2 separate regions of the Homo sapiens genome follow, and region 2 is linked to region 1. A link is an interaction called in ENCODE POLR2A ChIA-PET data of the cell type or tissue named here. Cell type or tissue: OCI-LY7. All regions are shown on one strand. Each heading gives the region's core, and the rest is flanking DNA. Links, peaks and the distances in the headings are about the cores only.

What was found. ChIA-PET counts read pairs that join two places held together with the same protein. Peaks named below come from ENCODE experiments on the same cell type or tissue, not always from the same donor. Only the 100,000 strongest peaks of a DNase experiment are listed, where the experiment ranks them.
Region 2: POLR2A ChIA-PET joins it to region 1 with 5 read pairs; 3 of 35 experiments call an interaction of 5 or more read pairs at or near these places.

Annotation. Positions count from the first base shown.
Region 1 is chr1:43,705,477-43,722,400 of GRCh38, forward strand. ST3GAL3 (ST3 beta-galactoside alpha-2,3-sialyltransferase 3) reads left to right here and starts at 2,060. Exons shown (of 12, transcript NM_006279.5): 1 at 2,060-2,217. ST3GAL3-AS1 (ST3GAL3 antisense RNA 1) reads right to left here. Exons shown (of 4, transcript NR_125986.1): 2 at 14,995-15,075; 3 at 13,518-13,650; 4 at 3,916-4,059. KDM4A (lysine demethylase 4A) reads left to right here. Exons shown (of 22, transcript NM_014663.3): 22 at 1-42. It overlaps KDM4A-AS1 (KDM4A antisense RNA 1), which reads right to left and starts at 1,865. Exons shown (of 5, transcript NR_033827.1): 1 at 1,583-1,865. It also overlaps the pseudogene LOC124904721. RefSeq lists enhancers at 1,495-2,012, 1,738-1,817 and silencers at 1,948-2,447, 2,478-2,527. In OCI-LY7, for the core only: no CTCF peak of the experiment used is centred there; no DNase peak of the experiment used is centred there.
Region 2 is chr1:43,361,101-43,365,419 of GRCh38, forward strand. CDC20 (cell division cycle 20) reads left to right here. Exons shown (of 11, transcript NM_001255.3): 9 at 20-145; 10 at 1,095-1,212; 11 at 1,851-2,103. The coding sequence ends at 2,029. ELOVL1 (ELOVL fatty acid elongase 1) reads right to left here. Exons shown (of 8, transcript NM_022821.4): 3 at 4,086-4,276; 4 at 3,828-3,908; 5 at 3,638-3,694; 6 at 3,442-3,547; 7 at 3,224-3,360; 8 at 2,301-3,037. The coding sequence ends at 2,816. MIR6734 (microRNA 6734) reads right to left here and starts at 3,615; the gene lies at 3,548-3,615. In OCI-LY7, for the core only: no CTCF peak of the experiment used is centred there; no DNase peak of the experiment used is centred there; H3K4me3 peaks cover 1,107 bases; H3K27ac peaks cover 722 bases.

The sequences.
Region 1 (16,924 bases), core at 5,431-9,430:
GCATCACCTTGTCCTTAGCAATAAAATGTGTTGAGCAGAGGATTGGCTGTCTGCCCCAAGGAGCCCACGTGGCCCACGTCAGGCTGGGGGGTGTATCTAGAGTCATAGGCTCTGGAGCGGGGCTGTGTATTTTAAGACAAATCAGTAAGGCATTCCCTAGGAAGTTCCAGAGAGTGGGTCCTTTGCTTGTCAAGCTCTGTATTAGGCCAAGTATGGTGGGTCATGGGAGCAGGGACACTTCTGGCTCTGAGCACCTCTTTGTTGTGCTTGCTCTGCCTTAGAGACGGGCAAGATGAGGTAACAGAGGAAGCACCAGACCAATGAGTCCTCTCAACAGAGTATCTCTCACTGCTGCCCCATTTGATACATCTTTGTTGAACTGGCCTAAGTTCATGCCAGCATCTGTGCTCTATACAAATTGTGGAACCAGTGGGAAGGATGGGTGCATTTTAGGTGCTTGAAAAGCAAGGGACTCAACCTCCAGTGGGATCCTCAGATTGCTCTCCGAGCTGTCTAGTTGGTGAGAAGCTTCCCTGGAGGAAGACCCAATCTCCTTTGGCTGGTAGATCCCTGAGGTCAAAGTGGACAAGGATGGGGAACCACAGAGCAGGGAGGGGGGCAATGAATAGGTGCAGGACTTGGGTGCCCCGGAGCTGCACCGGCTGGCCCTTAAACAGCCAGGCACTTCCTGTGGCATGGCCCTGTCCAGGTGCAGGAGAGGCTTAGGTCAGTTCAGCTGCTCTGGATGCTTCCTTGTGTCCCTGGGGGTTGAGAGGTGGTTGCTACTTGGTATCTCATTGTGGAGAAAGGGAGGTGCAGGAGGTGATCTTTTCTATGTCAGCTCCCTCCTGGGGCCCAGGGAGGGAAGTTGGCCTTTTTTTTTCTTTGCCCACACTCCACTTGGGGATTCCCAGGGGATGTAGCAAGGGAGGCTGGGCAGAACCAGGCCTTAGTGGATTGGTGAGAGAACACTAATCCATACATCTTTGGAAGAGAGGAACACTTCACCAGCCTTTTTACACAGGATCCCTACCTTTCTCGATGACCCCACTGCCTCCAGGGGTGGGCGCTGGGTTTAATCCCAGCAGTTTTTACTCAACAGCTGACCAGTTTTCCAGAAACTGCACTTTTTTTTTTTGGTCAACCTAATAACTCTTAGGAAACTGCAACTCAGGTGATCCAAATCACACAGACCGGCCCGTTCTCTCCCCTACTGGCTGCCTATGCAGTCGGGTCGACCTCAAGAGAACTGGCCCCAGCCAAAAGCGGCACCTCCCGGCCTGCCAGTCCCTTCCTGCCTTAGGCAGCTCCTCCCAGAAGCCTTTTTGTAGGGCAAACTGCCTTCCCTTTGTAAGGTAGGGCCTTTGGATCCAAGGTTGCAGTTTAAAGACCACCCCGACTTTGTTGAGGAATTAAGTTTTAAATTCCGCCCCAGGCGGATAACACCAGGGCTCAGCCGCAGGAATGAAAAAGGAGTGGGAGGGCTGCAAAGTGTACGTGGGGCTTGGAGGCCTTGTGCCACGCGCGGACTAAAAATGTTCTACGAGTCTCTTAACGCTCACCCCCGTGCCCCCTTACCCACCAGGGCCCACGGAGGTCCGAAGCTTTCGGCCTCAGTGAGCGGAATGGGTGCGCTCACGACCTGGAGGGCGAGATGAGATGTCCCTCGGCGTGAAGTGGCCGTGACTACCCTAGCACTTTGCGTTCCCCGCGCGGGCGACGAAACACGCTCTCGAGGGGAGAGAGCCGTGCGTCCTCTGGGCCGTGAAGCCAGGGGAAGAGGGTTCCTCTAGACAGCTCGATGTGCCCGGGAGAGACACCCACGCTGAACCTGCAAGCTGGGGTGCTCCACCAGCGCGAACCTCTCGCCCCGCACTCGCCGCAGCACTGCTCTCGTGGTAGGCGGGGTGGGCGGGACGGCAAATCCGCGGCTCCTGCGTCTATTGGGCTGCTCGGGGCAGCGCAGCTCCGCATTGGCCAGGCCCTCGCTCCGCCCGGCTTCCGCGAGCCCATTGGTCGCAGGCGCCCGACCGGGTCGCGGCCGCGCGCTCCGCCCGCCGCTGCGTCCCCACTATGGCGGCGCCCATGCAGCCCAGCGCGTTGTGGGCTCCCGCCGGGGTCCCCCGCGGCTGTCGCCGCCGCCTACGCCGCTGCCTCCGCCTTCCTGCCCCGCGTCGGGCCGGGCGCCACCTCCCCCCTGCCTCCCTCTCCGCTGTGGTAAGGGCCTGCCCAGTGCGCTTCGGGGCGCGATGGCTGACCGCGAATAACGGTCGCCGCTCCGCCCCGCCCCTCCCCCGCCGGCCGCGGGTCCCGGGCTGGGCGGGGCGCGGAGCCCGCGCGCTAGTGCCCGGGAAGGCGGGGTCGGGGCACGGCCCAGTCGTCCTTCGGGCTGGGGGCCCAGTACCTGGATGACCTCTCCTGGGTGGGGGCCGCCGAGCCTGGGGGAAAGGCCGGCCGGACGCAGGCCAGGAGGTCTGAGATCATCTCCGTGTGAAACCCCGCAGCGCTGCGCACCTTGGCGCAGAGCACGGACACCGTCATTCGGGCCCTGCTGTGGGAAAAGGAAAGAAAAGTCCAGGGAGCGCCTGAGCGGGAATCGGCAGCGTTTGGGTAGCGGTTGTCATTGCTTACTGCTCTAGCGGGGGCCAGAACTGGGGTCAGTTTGATCGGCAAAGTACGCCTCTCTTGCTTCCTTTCCTTCTGGCACTTTCCCCCGTTGTGTCCTCGGTGCTTTTGCTTGCAAGAGAAAATATCTTAGTGAGGAGGGCAGGTTTGGTTAGGAGAGTGTCCCATGAACATTTTGGATTCCTTTTTACAACAATGTCCATTTTTATGATTCCTCAGTAAGCCTCATTTATGTTTCCTTCACGTATGAGGAAGGAGTGAAACCTGATAACTGAATGTAATTAATTGAGGGAAGGACCAGTGAAGGCGGCTATTACCTCAGAAAGTAAAATACTCAAACTTTTCAGTGGATGTACTGTGAATTATAGATAGCTGGACATTAAGGTAGGAAAAAACTCTTATTAGGTTACTAAAAGTAAGATAGTCCCCATGACAAATTAGGTTGTTTCTAAGGCAGAATTATCTTGTAGAGATGATCACTGAAATGTTTGGTGTACTTTCAAGTCAACAGAGGATTAAAAGGAAGCTGGCACAGAAATTTATAGCCAAATGATACTTTCAAATAATCTCTTAAGGCAATACAGCTCCTCCTATGATTAGAGATTCTTAAGGATATTTTGAGATATTAAGTGGTGAATCTCTCCATTTCGCGTGTCTAACTGTCTAACCATGGTTTAATAAAAATAAAATGTTAACGATGAAACAAGACATTCATGTTCTCAGAGACTAACAGACTTTGTATCAATCAATGGAACGCCTCTTGAGTACATATTTTATGCAAGGCATTGACTGAGGGGAAACTCAAAACCATTTAAGATAAGAAACTTGCTCTAATGGGCCTATAATATACTTGAGGGAATAAAGCACACACATGACAATGATAACTGTGATATGGTCTCTAGAATTCCAAGATGGTAGGTACTCTGAGAAACCGAGAAAAGGAGAAATCCATGTGTTTGAGGAAGGTTTCACAGGGAAGCTGAGGCTTGAATTGGGTCATGAAGAGTGGGTAGCCGGCTGTATGAAGGGGAAGAAGTGAGCAGATGAGAAAGTGAGGATGACAAAGGTGCAGGGGAACCTGAGATGCTCATGGGTGGTTCCAGGGGGTTTCTTAGCAGAAAAAGCAGGATATGAGGTTGCACAAAAGGTAGGTTGATGGCATTAATCCAAGAGGTACCTTTGTCCTGTGTGGTGCAAAGAGTAAACAAGTAATAGAATTTACTTCAAAGGAAGCTGTAGCTAACTATCAGGAATACAGTAACACTTTACTTGTCATTGTCACTTTTTCTTTTTTCTTTTTTTTTTGAGACAGGGTCTCCCTCTGTCACCCATGCTGGAGTGCAGTGAATGTGGCTCTCTGCAGCCTTGACTTTCTGGACTCAGGCGATCCTCCCACCTCAGCTTCCCAAGTAGCTGGGACCACAGGCAGGTGACCTGGAGAATTAAAAAAAATTTTTTTTGTAGAGACAGGGTCTTGTCATGTTGCCCAGGCTGTTCTTGAACTCCTGGGCTCAAGAAATCTTCCCACCTTGAGTTCGAGACCAGCCTAGCCAACATGATGAAACCCCGTCTCTACCAAAAAAAAAATACAAAAAATTAGCCAGGCGTGGTGGCAGGCGCCTGTAATCCCAGCTGCTCGGGAGGCTGAGGCAGGAGAATCGCTTGAACCCGGGAGGTGGAGGTTGCAATGAGCCGAGATCGCGCCAGTGCACTCCAGACTGGGCAACAAGCGTGAAACTCGGTCAAAAAAAAGAAAGAAAGAAATCCTCCACCTCAGCCTCCCAAAGTGTTGAGAATATATGCGTGAGCCACCACACCTAGCCCATTGTCGCTTTTCTGATTCACCTCAGCTACTTGGAATAACAGTTCTCTCAACCCAGAAGCGGCACCTCAAGTTTATTCTTACTTTTCTTCTTTTTTTCTCCCCGTGTTTTTGGTTGGGTGCCAGGTCTTGTTGACCCTACTTCCACACTGTTTCTGGCATCTGCTTCTATTTTTGAGTCAGAGCCTCCCTCTGTTGCCCAGGCTGGAGTGCAGTGGCCCCATCTCAGCCCACTGCAACCTCCACCACCTGGGTTAAAGTAATTCTCCCGTCTCAGCCTCCTGAGTAGCTGGGACGACAGGCGTGTGCCACCACACCCGGCTAATTTTTGTATTTTTAATAGAGACGGGGTTTCACCATGTTGGCCAGGCTGATCTTGAACTCCTGATCTCAAGTGATCTGCCCACCTTAGCCTCCCAAAGTGCTGGGATTATAGGCATGAGCCACCATACCTAGCCTGGCATCTGCTTCTTTTCACTCCTACTGTCATCACACTGATCTGGGGCCATTGGACCATTCCTGTGAATTACCACAGAAACCCCCTAACATTTTTTTCCTTCCATCCATCATGTGTATTGCCATCACTTCCAAGTTTGTCACTTCTCCAGCCAGGACTTTGAATGGCTCCCCATTATCTGTTGCGTTAGGCACAGACCAGCCTGGCATGGGCAATATGGGCAAACTGATTTCTTGCCATTCTGTTATATTTTCCAGGTCAATGGAACTATTTGCTCTTTGTGCTTTGCTGTTTGTGCTCTGTATCTTTGCTCATGTTGGCTTTTTCTATCTTAAATAGTCTCCTTGACTTTAATTGTTCTTACGTATGTTTCAGGGCCATTTGATACGGAACTTCCTTTGTGAAGCTTATCTGTACTTTTTCTTCCCATCTAGATGAGCTGTCTCTCTTCTTTAAGTTTAAACCACCATAACATTAGAGTCTGCCTTTTTGCGATAATTGCCTTAAATCCTGCTTCTACCCACAGTATAAGACTGAAGCTATTTCAAGACATAGACTGTCCTCTTCATCATCCAACTTTGTACATAGTAGGTACTTGGCAAATATATTTTATATTGAAAATAGCTTTGAATCAGGATGGATGCAGAGATAATTCTTTATCCAAACAAAATGTTTATCATTAAAATCTATAAATAAAGTTGTTTATGTGAGAGAATCCCTTACTGAGAGATCTGTATTGACATAGATAGCTTGGATTAGGCTGCACTAACAAAAACCTCAAGACTTCAGTGGCGTAACAGAACAAAACTTGACTTCTCATTCATGTGACGTGTCCAGCATGAGTGTACAGGAAACTCTTCACAGTTACTCAGGAACTGAGGCTGATAGAAACTCCATCTTAATATGGTACTGCCATGACCATTTTGATTAAATGAAAAGATAGTGGTCAAGTGGACACTGGCTTTTCAAGTTTCTGTCCCACTATGGCACATGCCACTTTCATTCACATTTTCATTGGCCAAAGCAAGTCACATAGCCATGCCTAACTTTAAAGAAGGTTAGAGAATTTCAGTGTTAGCATATGTCTGGGAAGCAAAGAGCCAGAAATATTTGGTGCATAGCACTAATGACTACTACCTCATCTGGGGTATCACAGCCCATTGAAGATTAGAGGTAGCACATCAGATGGGCTGCTAGAGACAAACATTGACAGTAGCAAGAAATAATAGCTCTAACCAGGCATGGGGTAATGGTAGATTCAGAGTCAAAACTCTTCCAAGCACTTGTAAATGCTCACAGGCCAAGGGTGTTGATACAAGGGCAATCTGTTACATCCGAGTTATGACACAGTCATTCCTGAGGAATGTCTTTTACAAAACTTACTATGTTACAGCATTCTTAGTAACAAATACAGCAATGGTTCTGAGATAGCAAAAAATAAAAGTTAAATTATATTCAGGGTATTCAATTTATAAGAAATTGGGAAATGTGTAATAATTTTAGGTGCATTTTCACTCAAATGGTTAAAATTAAAAAGTAATCTTAGTTTAACCTTACTGGTTTAATTGAACCTAGCAAACTTGGTATTTGGGGAGGAGGTTTCACTTTTGACAGACAATAGAAACAGTGCTGGTTGGAGCCCTGGTTCAGGAAACAGATTTGGGTTCAGATCTTGGCTCTTCCACTATTAATAGTTGTCTGACATTAAGCAGGAATCTTATTTTTGAGCCTAAGTTTCCTCATCAGTGAAATGCATGGGGCAGTTGTGAGAATTAAACAAGTCAGTTCATGTAAAGTGCTTTGCAGAGCACGTGGTTCACAGTAAGCACTCATGATCACAGTGCTTCTAACCAGCTGCAGCAAGGTTAGAAGAAACTTGAGAAATCAGGTAAGGAGCCCTCAGAAATACAGGTAGAAGGGTTCCCCTGGATTTCCCCACCTTTTTTCTCCCTTGGACAGCATCCCTACGATCTCTTATTTTCACATTTTTCATATTTTATGTGAGTGTATACATTTCTTTCTCTCCTACTAGACCAGGTGCTCTCATCATCCACAAATGTGTACTGAACATAAGCTCTGCCAGGCTCTGTGCTAGGTGGTGGCTTGATAGGTATGAAGGACATGTCCCTGGCCTCAAAGAACCTCCAGTCTAGTAGGACCAGAAGCAAGTAAAGAATACATTATAACCAGAAGCAGAATACATTATAACAAGGGCTGTGGTTGAGGGTCTTGTGGGATCTTCTAAAAGCGCACCTGATATCGTGGGGAATATGAGTACTGGTTTTCTAGGGAAGTTCACATCTGACCTACATCTTGAAAAATCAGTAGTTATTAGCTGGGTGGATATGGGTTTAAAAGGCTTTTCACACAGGCAACAATGTGTGCTGTGGCCTAGAAGCAAAGAATGTGGCTACATCCTAAAGACACTGGTGTGGCAGGAGTATGGAGCCTGTTGGGGGAGTGTGTGGGAAATGAGGCTGCAGAAATCGGTCAAGAATAGATTGTGAAGGTCTTTGTGAGTTATGAAGTTAGAGCTTTATCCTGAAGGTGATTAGGTGCCACTGAAGGATTTGAAGATAGAAAGTGACTACTTTGTCAGCTTTGCCTTTCAGGAACATCACTGTGTGGAAGAGGCAGAATAGTGAATAGCTATTTCCCTCACATGGGGAGTTCTGAGGTTTGCATCCATAGTACCATGCCTACTACACAAGAGTCATAAAATATTTATGCAGGATGAAGGTTAGAATGAGGTAAGACTGGACGGAAGGATAGTTACGCTGGTGCAACATGTGAGCGGCATGTCTGTGTGCTTCCTAGGGCTAGATGAGCAGCAGACCAGGATTTCAGTCATAGCCTGGCCAGTTTCTATTGTGTCACCTTGGATAGGCTTCAGAATGTCATGTCTTCTTGGTTTTCAAATTTGGAAAATGAGGACAAAAATTCCTACCTTGCCAGGTTGCTCTGAGGATTGGAGGGAATAGGTGTAAAAAGCCTGGTCTTGAGCTATTAGTAGATCTATACAAGTAATAGTTTAATAATAAAAAACAGTTATAATATTTCTAATCTTTAGTATATTACCTGGTTCATGGTAGGTGATCACTAGTCTTAAATCTCACTACCTAAAGATGCCAACGTTGTGGGATTTTTTTTTTTTTTTTTTTTTGAGAAAAGTACTCACTCTATCACCCAGGCTGGAGTGCACTGGCATGATATGATCACGATTCACTGCAGCCTCAACCTCCCAGGCTCAGGTGGTCCTCCCACCTCAGCCTCCCAGATAGCTGGTACCACAGGCACTCACGCACCACCACGCCCAGCTAATTTTTTGTGTTTTTTATAGAGATGTGGTTTCACCATATTGCCCACGCTGGTCTCGAGCTCTTGGGCTCAAGTGATCTGCCCAGCTCTGCCTCCCGAAGCGCTGGGTTTACACGCGTGAGCCACTACGGCCAGCCACGTTGTGGTTTTATTTTTGCATTTATTTTAGGTCTTACTAACAAGGATATGCATTTTAAGTGATGGATGATGCTAGGCTGGGAGTGTTAGGCATAAGGGAATTACTCTGAGATCAAAAAGAGACAGTTGATAAGAATGCCATACGGGCCGGGTGCAGTAGCTCATACATGTGATCCCAGCACTTTGGGAGGCCGAGGTGGGTGGATTATCTGAGGTTAGGAGTTCGAGGCCAGCCTGGCCAATGTGTTGAAACCCCGTCTCTATTAAAAATACAAAAAGTAGCTGGGCATGGTGGCAGGCGCCTGTAATCCCAGCTACCCAGGAGGCTGAGGCAGGAGAGTCACTTGAACCCGGGAGGCGGAGGTTGCAGTGAGCCGAGATCGTGCCACTGCACTCCAGCCTGGGTGACAAGACAGGGAAACTCCATCTCAAAAAAAAAAAAAAAATCCCATACAAATTTAAACATTGTTGCTGGGCGCAGTGGCTCATGCCTGTAATCCTAGCACTTTGGGAGGCCGAGGTGGGCGGATTGCCTGAGTTCAGGAGTTCCAGAACAGCCTGGGCAACACGGTGAAACCCCGTCTCTACTAAAATACAAAAAAAAAAAAAAAAAAAAAAATTAGCTGGGCATGGCAGCGTGCACCTGTAGTCCCAGCTGCTCTGGAGGCTGAGGCAGGAGAATTGCTTGAACCTGGGAGGCGGAGGTTGCAGTGAGCCGAGATCACGCCACTGCATTCCACCCTGGGCAGCAGAGCAAGACTCCATCTCCAAAAATAAAAAATTTAAACATTGCTTAAATGCCAACAGTTTATATGGCATTTAGCTATTCCCAACCCTTGCTCAGAAGTGACACAAATGTGTGTGACCATAATATACTCATCAGATGGGGTTGCTAAAACATACACACTTCTCCTCGGCCTGTCATTGCTGACTTCTTCCCCCTGAAATTTTGCTCCTCCTCAGTCATCTTCTGATGATTTTTTTAAAGATAGTAATGGAAGTTTAATTCATATTTATTTTCCATTAGATTCTTTATATGATCATCCTGGCTTGACATGAGTTCCTCCTCTCTCAACTCCTGTAGAACTTAATTTATGTTACTCTGATGAAATGTCATCTACTGCCTTGGCCCATTATTTGTCTATGTATCATAAATTTCCTCTTCCTTGATGTCAGTTTTTCTTGCAAAGTAACTGAAAGGTGGCATGTTTATGTATTTTTAACACAGCTTAAAAACTCACTGAACCCTTTTGTTTGGAATATGTTAAATCAGGAAATTCTGTTACTGAGGATTTAAAGAATGTAGCAGTTGTTCTCTTTGGTCTCGGGATTCCCTTAAAGTTTAAAAATTATTGAGTATTCCCAAATAACTTTCATGTTTGTGAGTATTGTCTGTCGATATTTAATGTTTTAAAAATCACTGAGTACAAAAAAAAAATGATAAAAAATGTTCATGGCTGTGCGCGGTGGCTCACGCCTATAATCCCAGCACTTTGGGAGGCTGAAGTAGGGGGATCACTTGAGCTCAGGAGTTTGAGACCAGCCTGGGCAACATAGTGAAACTTCATATCTACCAAAAATACAAAAAAATTAGCCAGGTGTGGTAGCACATGCCTCTGGTACCCCCTACTTGGGAGGCTGAGGTGGGAGGATTGCCTGAGCCTGGGAGGCAGAGGTTGCAGTGAGCCGAGATCATGCCACTACACTCCAGCCTGGGGGACAGAGTGAGACTCTGTCTAAAAAAAAAAAAAAAGTTCAGCCTGGGTAACATAGTGAGACTACATCTCTTCAAAAAATTAAAAAATTAGCCAAGCATGGTGGCACATCCCTGTAGTCCCAGCTACTAGGGAGGCTGACAGCAGGATTGCCTGAGCCTAGGAGGTTGAGGCTGCAATGAGCTGTGATCATGGTACTGCACTTCAGCATGGGTGGCAGAGTGAGACCCTGTCTCAAAAATCACAATAACCCACAAGCATGCATACTGTTAACTGTGAGAAGAATCGTGGTCACCTCATCATGTTATATAACCTCTAGAAAACTGCTGGACTCTCATAAGAGAATGAGAGTGAACAAGGCAAAGAATGTCTTAGATTGTGAAAATAGTTCTAAACTCATGGACCCCCTAAAAGGGTCTTGGGGACCCTTGAGGGTCCTTGGACTACACTTTGAGAACTGCTGGTATATAGTTACGAGTTTTTGTGTGACTTTTATATCCTTCTGGTAACAACATAAGAATGGAAACATTAAAAACGTCTATTTTCAAAATGCACTCAACAGTTTTCTTTAAAAAACAGCTAGTTTCTAGCCTCTGATAATATTAATGGCAAAAACCACAATTATTTTTGCACCAACCGAAATAGATGTTTATTTTGGAAGGGCAGCTGTGTGTATTTTTGGAGTATCTGCTAGGTGCCATACTGTTTACATTTGCCATCCCAGGAAAGGTCACCAAACTGAGAACAACAACATTTTTGTAGAAGAAAATTATGTAACTGCTCTTTAAGTTCTAGAACTCTTATAAGCACTTGGTGACATGATAACTGGAAAACTTTTTCGTGGTGCAGGTTTCAGAGTTTCTCGCTGTCTCATTGTCAAGTTTAGTTATGATCCTATTTAAAAGATCCTATTACGGGCTTGCTTTGGCAGCACATATACTAAAATTGGAACGATACAGAGAAGATTAGGATGACACACAAATTTATGAAGTGTTCCATAAAAAAATCTTTTTAACATCCAATTTTTACGGAACTAACCATATTGATGTCATCTGTACTACATGAACCGTACTACATTAGGACGTGAATGAGTGAATGGCGGTACCACACACTCTACACTGTGGAATTTTCACACTTCCTGAGGAGTCTTCCTGAACCTCATGTGCGACAGACATCTGACTTAGGGACTGCATGAGGAGGCCGGTGTCCATGAAATTAAACACCAAGAGAGGTTTATAAATAGGAGGTGTGGTATTTTTCTTCCAATACCCTGCTGAATCACTTTGAGTGCCCTTCGAGGTGTACATCCCGTACATCCCCTCTTTGAGGGCAAATGGCCTGGGCTGTTATAATGGCTTCTTCTTGCTCTGTGCTTAGCCTTCTCCAGTCAGTTCTCCATATTGCTACACGAGCAACCTTTCTAAAACATAGATTTACGTCATTTGTTTATGTACGTGGTTCCTCATTGCCAATGGGATAAATTTCAGACTCCTTAGCGTGGCTTGTAATCCCTCTCCTGCCCTTCTGCTTCAGCTTCCCAGAGTCAGTTTAATTCAGGCAACGCCTCTGAAGCTTTTCCTGAGCCTCCCAGACAATTATTAATTCCCATAATCTCATAACATCTGTTCCTTGTTTATTCCATAACTGCACGAATCACCCTGCTCCTTGAGGGCAGGCACCACTCCCTGTGTGTCCGCTGCTTTACTCAGGTGTGTAACAATGACTTTTGCTGGGACTGATAAGATGGCATAGCTGGTAGCATAGTTCCAGCATAGTTACTTTGCAATAGTCCAGCATAGTTTTTCTAAAATATGTCTTTCCTTTCTGAAAAAATACATGAGCAGATAAACAATATGGAACTACTGCATAGGCCTAAAACATGTAAAGTCTCAGAAATAATAGCAAGGAAAGGGAACATTTATATTTTGTTTTTCTTTTTTCTTTTCTAATTTTTTTTTTTTTTTTGAGGTGGGGCCTTGCTCTGTTGCTTAGGCTGGAGTGCAGGGGTGCAGTTACAGCTACTGCAGCCTTGACCTCCTGGGCTCAAGTGATCCTCCCACCTTAGCCTCCTGAATTGCTGGGATTACAGGTGCACACCACCATGCCCCGGTAATTTTTTTTTCTTTTGTATTTTTTTGTAGAGATGGGGTTTTGCCATGTTGCCCAGGCTGGTCTCAAACTCCTGAACTCAAGTGATATGCCCACCTTAGCCTCCCAAAGTATTGGGATTACAGGCGTGAGCCACCGTGCCTGGCCTGTATTTTCTAATGATGTATTTTACACATACAAGAACAGAACAAATAATTATACCTATCATGAATTTTTTTTTTTTTTAAATGAGACGGAGTTTCACTCTTGTTGCCCAGGCTAGAGTGCAATGGCATGACCTTGGCTTACTGCAACCTCCACCTCCCGGGTTCAAGCGATTCTCCTGCCTCAGCCTCCCGAGTAGCTGGGGTTACAGGCATGTGCCACCACACCCGGCTAATTTTTGTATTTTTAGTAGAGACAGGGTTTCTCCATGTTGATCAGGCTGGTCTTGAACTCTTGACCTCAGGTGATCTGCCTGCCTTGGCCTCCCAAAGTGTTGGGATTAGAGGCGTGAACCACCACGCCCGGCTCTATCATTAAATCTTTTTTTTTTTTTTTTTTTTTTGAGGCAGAGTCTTGCTCTGTCGCCCAGGCTGGAGTGCAGTGGCGCGATCTTGGCTCACTGCAAGCTATCCCTCCCTGGTTCACGCCATTCTCCTGCCTCAGCCTCCCGAGTAGCTGGGACTATAGGCGCCCGCCACCATGCCCAGCTAATTTTTTGTATTTTTAGTAGAGATGGGGTTTCACTGTGTTAGCCAGGATGGTCTCGATCTCCCGATCTCATGATCCGCCCGCCTCGGCCTCTCAAAGTGCTGGGATTACAGGCGTGAGCCACTGCGCCTGTCTATCATTAAATCTTAATATGCCATCTTGCTTGAGTTTTTTTTTATTTTTTAAATAAAGAGAACATTACATTTTTACTGAAAGCCTTCCTAATGTGTTTTTCCCTTCTTCTCCCTCCTTCAACAGAAAAAAGCCACTGTTTGAGTTAAAGGTGTTTAAAGTTCCCATACGTGTTTTTATCCTTCTGCTACATCTTTTTTTTTTTTTTTTTTTTTTTTTTAGGATGGAATCTTACTCTGTCACCCAGCCTGGAGTGCAGTGGAGTGATCTTGACTCACTGCAACCTCCACCTCCCAGGTTCACATGATTCTCCTGCCTCAGCCTCCCAAGTAGCTGAGATTACAGGGGCCCACCACCACGCTTGGTTAATTTTTGTATTTTTAGTAGAGACAAGGTTTCACCATGTTGGCCAGGCTGGTCTCAAACCCCTGACATCAGGTGATCTGCCTGCCTTGGCCTCCCAAAGTGTTGGGATTACAGGCGTGAGCCACCACACCAGGCCTCTTACCTGCTTCTAAAGGGAGTACCTGGCCAGTGACAAAGTATTTTTCAGCTTTACTCTTCTGTTCTCTGTTTTTAAAACCATTGTAGATCATTTGATTTCTACTCAGGAAGTCACTGACTACTCATCTTGCAGGAGTCTGGATCCAATTAAAAGAGAGAAATCACATGGTAATTTGAACAGATAAGGTTTAATGTAAGAATTACTTAACTATTACAGAGAATTGGCGTAATGCTAGATTGGCTAATAAGAAGTAAAGAAATAAGCACATAGAAAGAGGGTTAACATCATCAGCCTTCAGGGGAGTGTAGATCAAAACTACCATGAGATGCTACCTCACACTCTATGGTGGCTGGAATCAAAACAGCAGATAAGAATAAGCGGTGGCTTGGGGCCAGGCACGGTGGCTCATGCTTGTAATACTAGCACTTTGGGAGGCCGAGATGAGCGGATTGCCTGAGCTCAGGAGTTCGAGACCAGCCTGGGCAACATGTTGAAACCTCGTCTCTGCTAAAATACAAAAACAAATCAGGCGGGTGTGGTGGCGGGTGCCTGTAATCCCAGCTACATGGGAGGCCGAGGCACGAGAATTGCTTGAACCTGGGAGGCTGAGGTTGCAGTGAGCTAAGACCATGCCACTGCACTCCAGCCTGGGCAACAAAGTGAAACTCTGTCTCAAAAAAAAAAGAATAAGCGGTGGCTTGGGAGGCTGAGGTGGGCGGATCACTTGAGGTCAGGAGTTGGAGACCAGCCTGGCCAACATGGCGAAAGCCCGTCTCTACTAAAAATACAAAAATTAGCCGGGTATGGTGGCATATGCCTGTAATCCCAGCTACTCTGGAGGGTGAGGCAGGAGAATCACTTGAAACTGAGAGGCGGAGGTTTCAGTGAGCCGAGATCATGCCACTGCATTCCAGCCTGAGCAACAGAGCAAGACTCTGTCTCAGAAAAAAAAAAAAAAAAAAAAAAAAAAAAAGAATAAGCAGTGGCTCACACCTATAATCCCACCAGTTTGGGATTTGAAGTGGGAGGATTACTTGAGCCCAGGAGTTAGAGACCATCCTGTGCAACACAGTGAGACCCCATCTTTACAAAAAATAGAATAATTGGCTAGGCATGTAGTCCCAGCTGCTGAGGAAGCTGAAGCAGGAAGATCGCTTGAGCCTAGGAGGTTGCAGCTGCACTGAGCCAAGGTCATGACACTGCACTCCAGCCTGGACCGCAGAGTGATACCCTGTCTCTTAAAGAAAAAAAGAATAAGTGTTAGAGCTGGTGATGTGGAGAAATTGGAATGCTCATTCACTGCTGTTGGGAATGTAAAATGTGTAGCCACTTTGGGAAACACGCTGTCATTTCTTCAAGCAGTTAAACATAGAATTACCATACAACCAGTAGATGTCATTCTAGGTGTCCTAGTCCATTTTGTGTTACTATAACAATAGCTAAGACTGGATAATTTATAAAAAACAGATTTATTTCTTACAGTTTTGGAGGCTGGGTAGTCCAAGATCAAGGGGCTGGCATGTGGTGAGGGCCTCCTTGCTGTATCATCTCATGGCAGGACCTGGAAGGGCAAGAGAGAGTGAGGGAGAGAGAGAAAGAGACTGAACTCACAGCCTCAAGCCCTTTTATAATTGGCATTAATCCGTTCATGAGGGTGGAGCCCTCATGACCTAAATACCTCTCATTAGGCTTCACCTCCCAGCACTGTTGTATTGGAGATTAAGTTTCCAACACATGCTTTTTTGGGGGACATGTTCAAACCACAGCTCTAGTTACATACCCTCTTCCACTCTTAGGTATATGCCCAAGAGTATGTCCATACAAAAATGTATACGTGAATGTTCATAGCAGCGTTATTCAGCCAAAAAGTAGAAACAACCCAGATGTCTTGCCAGCTGATGAATGGATAAATAAAATATGGTATATTCCTAGGATGAAATAGTATTCAGCAATAAAAAGCAATGAAGTACTGGGCCAGGCATAGTGGCTCATGCCTATAATTCTAGCACTTTGGGAGGCCTAAAGCAGGAGGATTGCTTGAGGCCAGGAGTTCAAGACCAGCCTGGGAAACATAATGAGACCCTTGTCTCTACAAAAGTAAAAAATCAGCCAGGTGTGGTAGTGCATACCTGTAGTTTCAGCTACTTGGGAGGTTGAGGTGGGAGGATCACTTGAGCCCAGTAGTTGGAGGCTGCAGTGTGATATGATCGTACCACTGCACTCTAGCCTGTGCAACAGAGCAAGACCCTGTCTCTTAAAAAGAAAAAAAAAAGAAGAAAAGAAATGAAGTACCTATAATTAAACCTTTTTTTTTTTTTTTTTTTTTTTAATGAGACGGAGTTTCCCTCTTGTTGCCCAGGCTGGAGTGCAATGGCATGACCTTGGCTTACTGCAACCTCCACCTCCCAGGTTCAAGCAATTCTCCTGCCTCAGCCTCCCAAGTAGCTGGGATTATAGGCGTGTGCCACCCCACCCAGCTAATTTTGTAGTTTTAGTAGAGACGGGGTTTCTCTGTGTTGGTCAGGCTGGTCTCGAACTCCCGACCTCAGGTGATCCGCCCGCCTCAGCCTCCCAAAGTGCTGGGATTACAGGCATGAGCCACTGTGCCTGGCTCTTTTTTTGTTTTGTTTTGAGACAGAGTTTCGCTCTTGTCCAGGCTGGAGTGCGATGGTGTGACCTCGGCTCACTGCCACCTCCGCCTCCTGGGTTCAAGCGATTCTCCTGCCTCAGCCTCCTGAGTAGCTGAGATTACAGGCATGTGCCACTGCGCCTGACTGATTTTGTACTTTTAGTAGAAACAGGGTTTCACCATGTTGGTCAGGCTGGTCTTGAACTCCTGACCTAAGGTGATCTGCCTGCCTTGGCCTCCCAAAGTGCTGGGCTTACAGGCGTGAGCCACATACCCGGCCCCCTCATGTATTTTTTTTCAAGCACACTGTAACTGATTGAATAATCAGTTAGTCAACAGACAGTTTTTGAGCACCTACCAGGGATAAAATGGTGAACAAAATAGACATGTTCCCTGCCTGGATCAGCCAGAATATAAATATTAAATTATTGTAAATACTTAGAAAATTATAAGTGCACAATGTAATGGGATAGGGATATATGGGTGTGGTAGGACTATATGACAGGGAAACCTAACCTAAAGCCTGGAGACAGGTAATGCTTCCCTACAGAATTAAGGTTTTAGCTGAGACGTAAAAGATAAGTAAGAGTTGGCTAGATGAAGTGGTGGGGTCAGGAGGGCTTCAGCCTGACATTGGGAAGTAAATAAAGCGGTGGGTCAGAAGGGCTTCAGCCTGACATTGGAAAGGCATGATAAGTTGAAAACACTGAGAGAAGCTCCATGTTGCAGGCTCATAAAAAGATGAGGTGGCAAGAGATGTGGAGGAGAGGTGGGAAGGGGC
Region 2 (4,319 bases), core at 1-4,000, 350 kb before region 1:
CCACCTTTATTCCATCTAGGCCGTAGCATGGTGTCCCTGGCAGTCCAATGTCCTGGCAACAGGAGGGGGCACCAGTGATCGACACATTCGCATCTGGAATGTGTGCTCTGGGGCCTGTCTGAGTGCCGTGGATGCCCATTCCCAGGTAATCTTTTGCCTGTTCCTGCCTCTCCCACATGCATTCTTACCGGGCAACTACATTCACTCCAATGGCTTCACCAACTCTATGCCCTGGTGATTCCCAAACTTCTAACTCAGCTCTCACTCATGAGCTTCATTTCCAACAGTCTGTGGCTATCTCCAATCCTATGTCCTATAGGCACCACCACCTTGATCTGTCCCAAATTAACCTTGTCACTTCCCCTTGCCTCCCTGAAATGTGTTCCTTCCTGTCTCACATTGCTTTGGAATGGCAGAACCTGCTCAGAAATCTGAGAAACCTCCTAGAATTTTTCATCCTCCTCACCAGGATCTATCAGTTTTACCTCAAAATATCATTGACATCTGTCCCCTCCCCTCAGCCTCATCCTTCCAAGTGGAGGCCCACTACAATGGCTTCCTCACTGGTGTCAAGCATTCTTTGTTATCTCCTGCAATGCATCCTCCATGCTGTGGTCTGTTATACTGTACTGTCCTTAAACCTGTGATGGCTTCCCATCACTTATGGCATATAATCCAAATCCATTAGAAAGATACTTGAGGCTCTCTCCTTCCACTCCCCCCACATTCAGCCTTCACTGTAGATATGGACTCTAGAGCCAGATGGCCCAAGTTAAAATTCTGGCTCTGTCATCTACTAAACTTGAATGTGACCTTTGGCAACCTATTGAACTTCCTTCTGATTGATTCCTCATCTATCCAATGGATAATACAGATGCTCCCTGATTTAAGTCCCAGTAAACCCACTGTAAAGGTAAAAAATGGTTACATCAGCGAGTGTCTATAATTTGCCTCTCAAGGAACTTTTGTATGGACTATGATCATTCAACTCTGAGTCTGGAGCATGTGGCAGGGTGCCTAACACTAGAATGGGCTCAGTTCTGATTTAAGTAGCCTTGGCTATATGTCATGCCCACACCAGCTCCTCTCCACAGGTGTGCTCCATCCTCTGGTCTCCCCATTACAAGGAGCTCATCTCAGGCCATGGCTTTGCACAGAACCAGCTAGTTATTTGGAAGTACCCAACCATGGCCAAGGTGGCTGAACTCAAAGGTAAGTGGCTAGGTGAAAAGCCGGACATAAAAGGCCACATAATGTATGACTGAAATGTCCAGAATAAGCAAATCCAGAGAAAAAACACATTAATGGTTGCCAGGGGCTGAGAGAGGGTAATGGGAAATGTTGAAAATGTCTTAGAATTAGTTTTAACAGTTGTACAATTTTGTGAATATACTAAAAATCACTAAACTGTACACTTTAAAAGGATGCATTTTATGGTGTGTGAATTATATCTCAGTAACACCATTGAAAAAAAAGGGAGGAGGCCAGGCACGGTGGCTCACGCCTGTAATCCCAGCACTTTGGGAGGCTGAGGCGGGCAGATCATGAGGTCAGGAGATAGAGACAATCCTGGCTAACATGGTGAAGCCCTGTCTCTACTAAAAAACACAAAAAATTAGCCAGGCGTGGTGGCAAGCACCTGTAGTCCCAGCTACTCGGGAGGCTGAGGCAGGAAAATGGCATGAACCCAGGAGGCGGAGCTTGCAGTGAGCCAAGATTGCGCCACTGCACTCCAGCCTGGGTGACAGAGCAAGTCTCAAAAAAAACAAAAAGGTAGGTGGGTGGCCCAGTGCCTCCTTTATGGCTATGGCTGCATCAGCATTCGTATGTACTGTTCTCATTTGCTCCAGGTCACACATCCCGGGTCCTGAGTCTGACCATGAGCCCAGATGGGGCCACAGTGGCATCCGCAGCAGCAGATGAGACCCTGAGGCTATGGCGCTGTTTTGAGTTGGACCCTGCGCGGCGGCGGGAGCGGGAGAAGGCCAGTGCAGCCAAAAGCAGCCTCATCCACCAAGGCATCCGCTGAAGACCAACCCATCACCTCAGTTGTTTTTTATTTTTCTAATAAAGTCATGTCTCCCTTCATGTTTTTTTTTTAAATCTGTTTCAGCTAATGCCTTTCTTCTTTCATGACCTATGTCCCAGCAGCCTTCCTAGGGGCTCTACTCTACTGGGATCAGAGAGCTAGATATGTCCTGTGGGAGCCTGGACCATCCATCCCTCTTGTTTGTGGACAGGGCTAAGCGTGTTGTGTTCCCCCACCTCCTCTGTTCACATACGTATACACACAGCCTCCGTGGTTTCCTCTGTCACTTTTAATTAAGACACAAGTTGAGTAAGCAGCCTCCACAGGCTGTATTCCCAGGCCCCCGCCCACCCTGACCTTTGGCCCAGAAGCTACTGCTTCAGTGTGTGGGGTGGAGGAGTGAGACTGGGTCCACAGTGACATTATTGCTGACCTCTTCTGTGTGAGGAAAAAGGCCACGAGACCCTTTGTGGGGCCAGCCCTGAGTGCTCCTCTCCCAAGTTTTAAGGCAGGGAGGGGGAAATAACTGTACAGCCCTTTTAGCCCCCAGCTCTGGAGTGGCAGACAGCAATGAGGCCACATCCCTGGAGCTGCCCGGGGGAAGTGGGTGAGGAACCAAAGCCGTGGTCCCTGTAGAGCAGCTGTGGGGAGGGGAGGGCCAGTCCCCTGCTCAGTCCTGACCACATAAGCCTTGGTCACAGGTGTAGGTGGAGAGGGCACTGACGGACACTGCCCTAAGGTGCAGTCCTGAGGCACTTAGGTGGGCGCCTATCTAGGCCATGCTTCTCAGTTGGCCTTGACCTTGGCAATACCTGGAGCTCCATTTTGCTGAAGTGCACGGGGCAGCCGCTTGCCCTTGGTATAAGAGTGATACCAGAAGTTGGAGAACAGCATGAAGAAGATGGTGCCATACATCCAGATGAGGTGAATAATGACTGGGTACTGGTAGTTACAGCTGGACATAAAGTAGTACTGGGAGATGTGCAGTGAGACCAGGACAAACTGGATCTAGGATAGAGAAAGACCAGGGTCAGAGGGAATAGTGAGAGGACTAGAGGGGAAGAGGGGGTAGAGAAAGAGACAAACGTTGAGTAGGGAGAGATGGGGTCAAAGGTGAGACAGACTGGATAAAGGCAGGATCCAGGCTAGGAATGTGGGGGGATGGTTATAGGTAAGTCAGGCCAAGCCCCTCACCAGCTGAATGGCTGTCATGTGCTTTTTCCACCAAAGGTAGGGTTGTGCCACAGGGCCAAAGGCAGATAATCCGTAGTACAGGTACATTATGACATGCACGGAAGAGTTTATCATGGCATGGAAAGAGCCCATTCCTCCTGTGAGTGGACAATAAGACAGGGTCAGCAGAGTCCAGCCTCTGGTGCCCACCCTTTCCCATAGTGGCCTTCACCACTCACCCGGGGCAATCTTTACCCCCCACCACCAGCTCCAGGGAAGCACAGAGTGATGGAAGACATGTAGGAAGGTCACCTGCCCGTCTTTCTTTCGGAGAATAAAGATCACCTGAGAGAAGAGTGAGGGAAGGGGATTCAGAACCTGGGCTTCTCCACCTCATTCTCCCCTCAAGTTCTCACATCTCATATAACTACTCACTGTGTCCATCAGCTCAATGAACTTGGAGAAGAGGAAGAGCCAGGCCACCCGAACCATCTGCAAGAAGTTGGGATAGCCTTAGGACCTCATACACTATTCTAAGAGCCTCCCTAAACTGGGCCTTGAGCACAGGCCCCAAACTGGTCATATCTACCAGGTTGCTTATGACCTAGCCCCAGCCCCTACTTACCCTAAGTGCCTCAGGGCTGTTGGAATAGTCCACAGGGTCACAGCGCCAGGTATAGGTGCTCAGCCAGCCCGACATCAGGAACTGGGAAGGGATGTGGATTAGACCACCAGAGTTCTCCCTTCCCAGCCATCCCTCCCCTTCGCTAGCTGAGGACATGGATCTGAACCTCTCTGGAAAGGAGAAATGCCATGCTCTGGCTCTATGGCCTGCTCCTTATCCTGCTGACAGAAATTAAAGCCCGGCATCCCAGGGGCCCACCTCATAGACAATGTAGAGGGAGAGTGCCACCAGTGAGAAGTTGTAGACAATCATGAAGCCACGGAGCTGGAAGGGCTTCCGATTAGCCATGATGCGAGGCCCAAGTGAGAGAACGAAGTACACGTAGGTCAGGAGAATGGAGGTCATTAGCAAGGGGGACCCCATCAGAGGGTAGCCCTGGATCCGGGGATCTATGAATAAGGGTCAAAGGAATCAGGAAGAGTCACAGGGTTC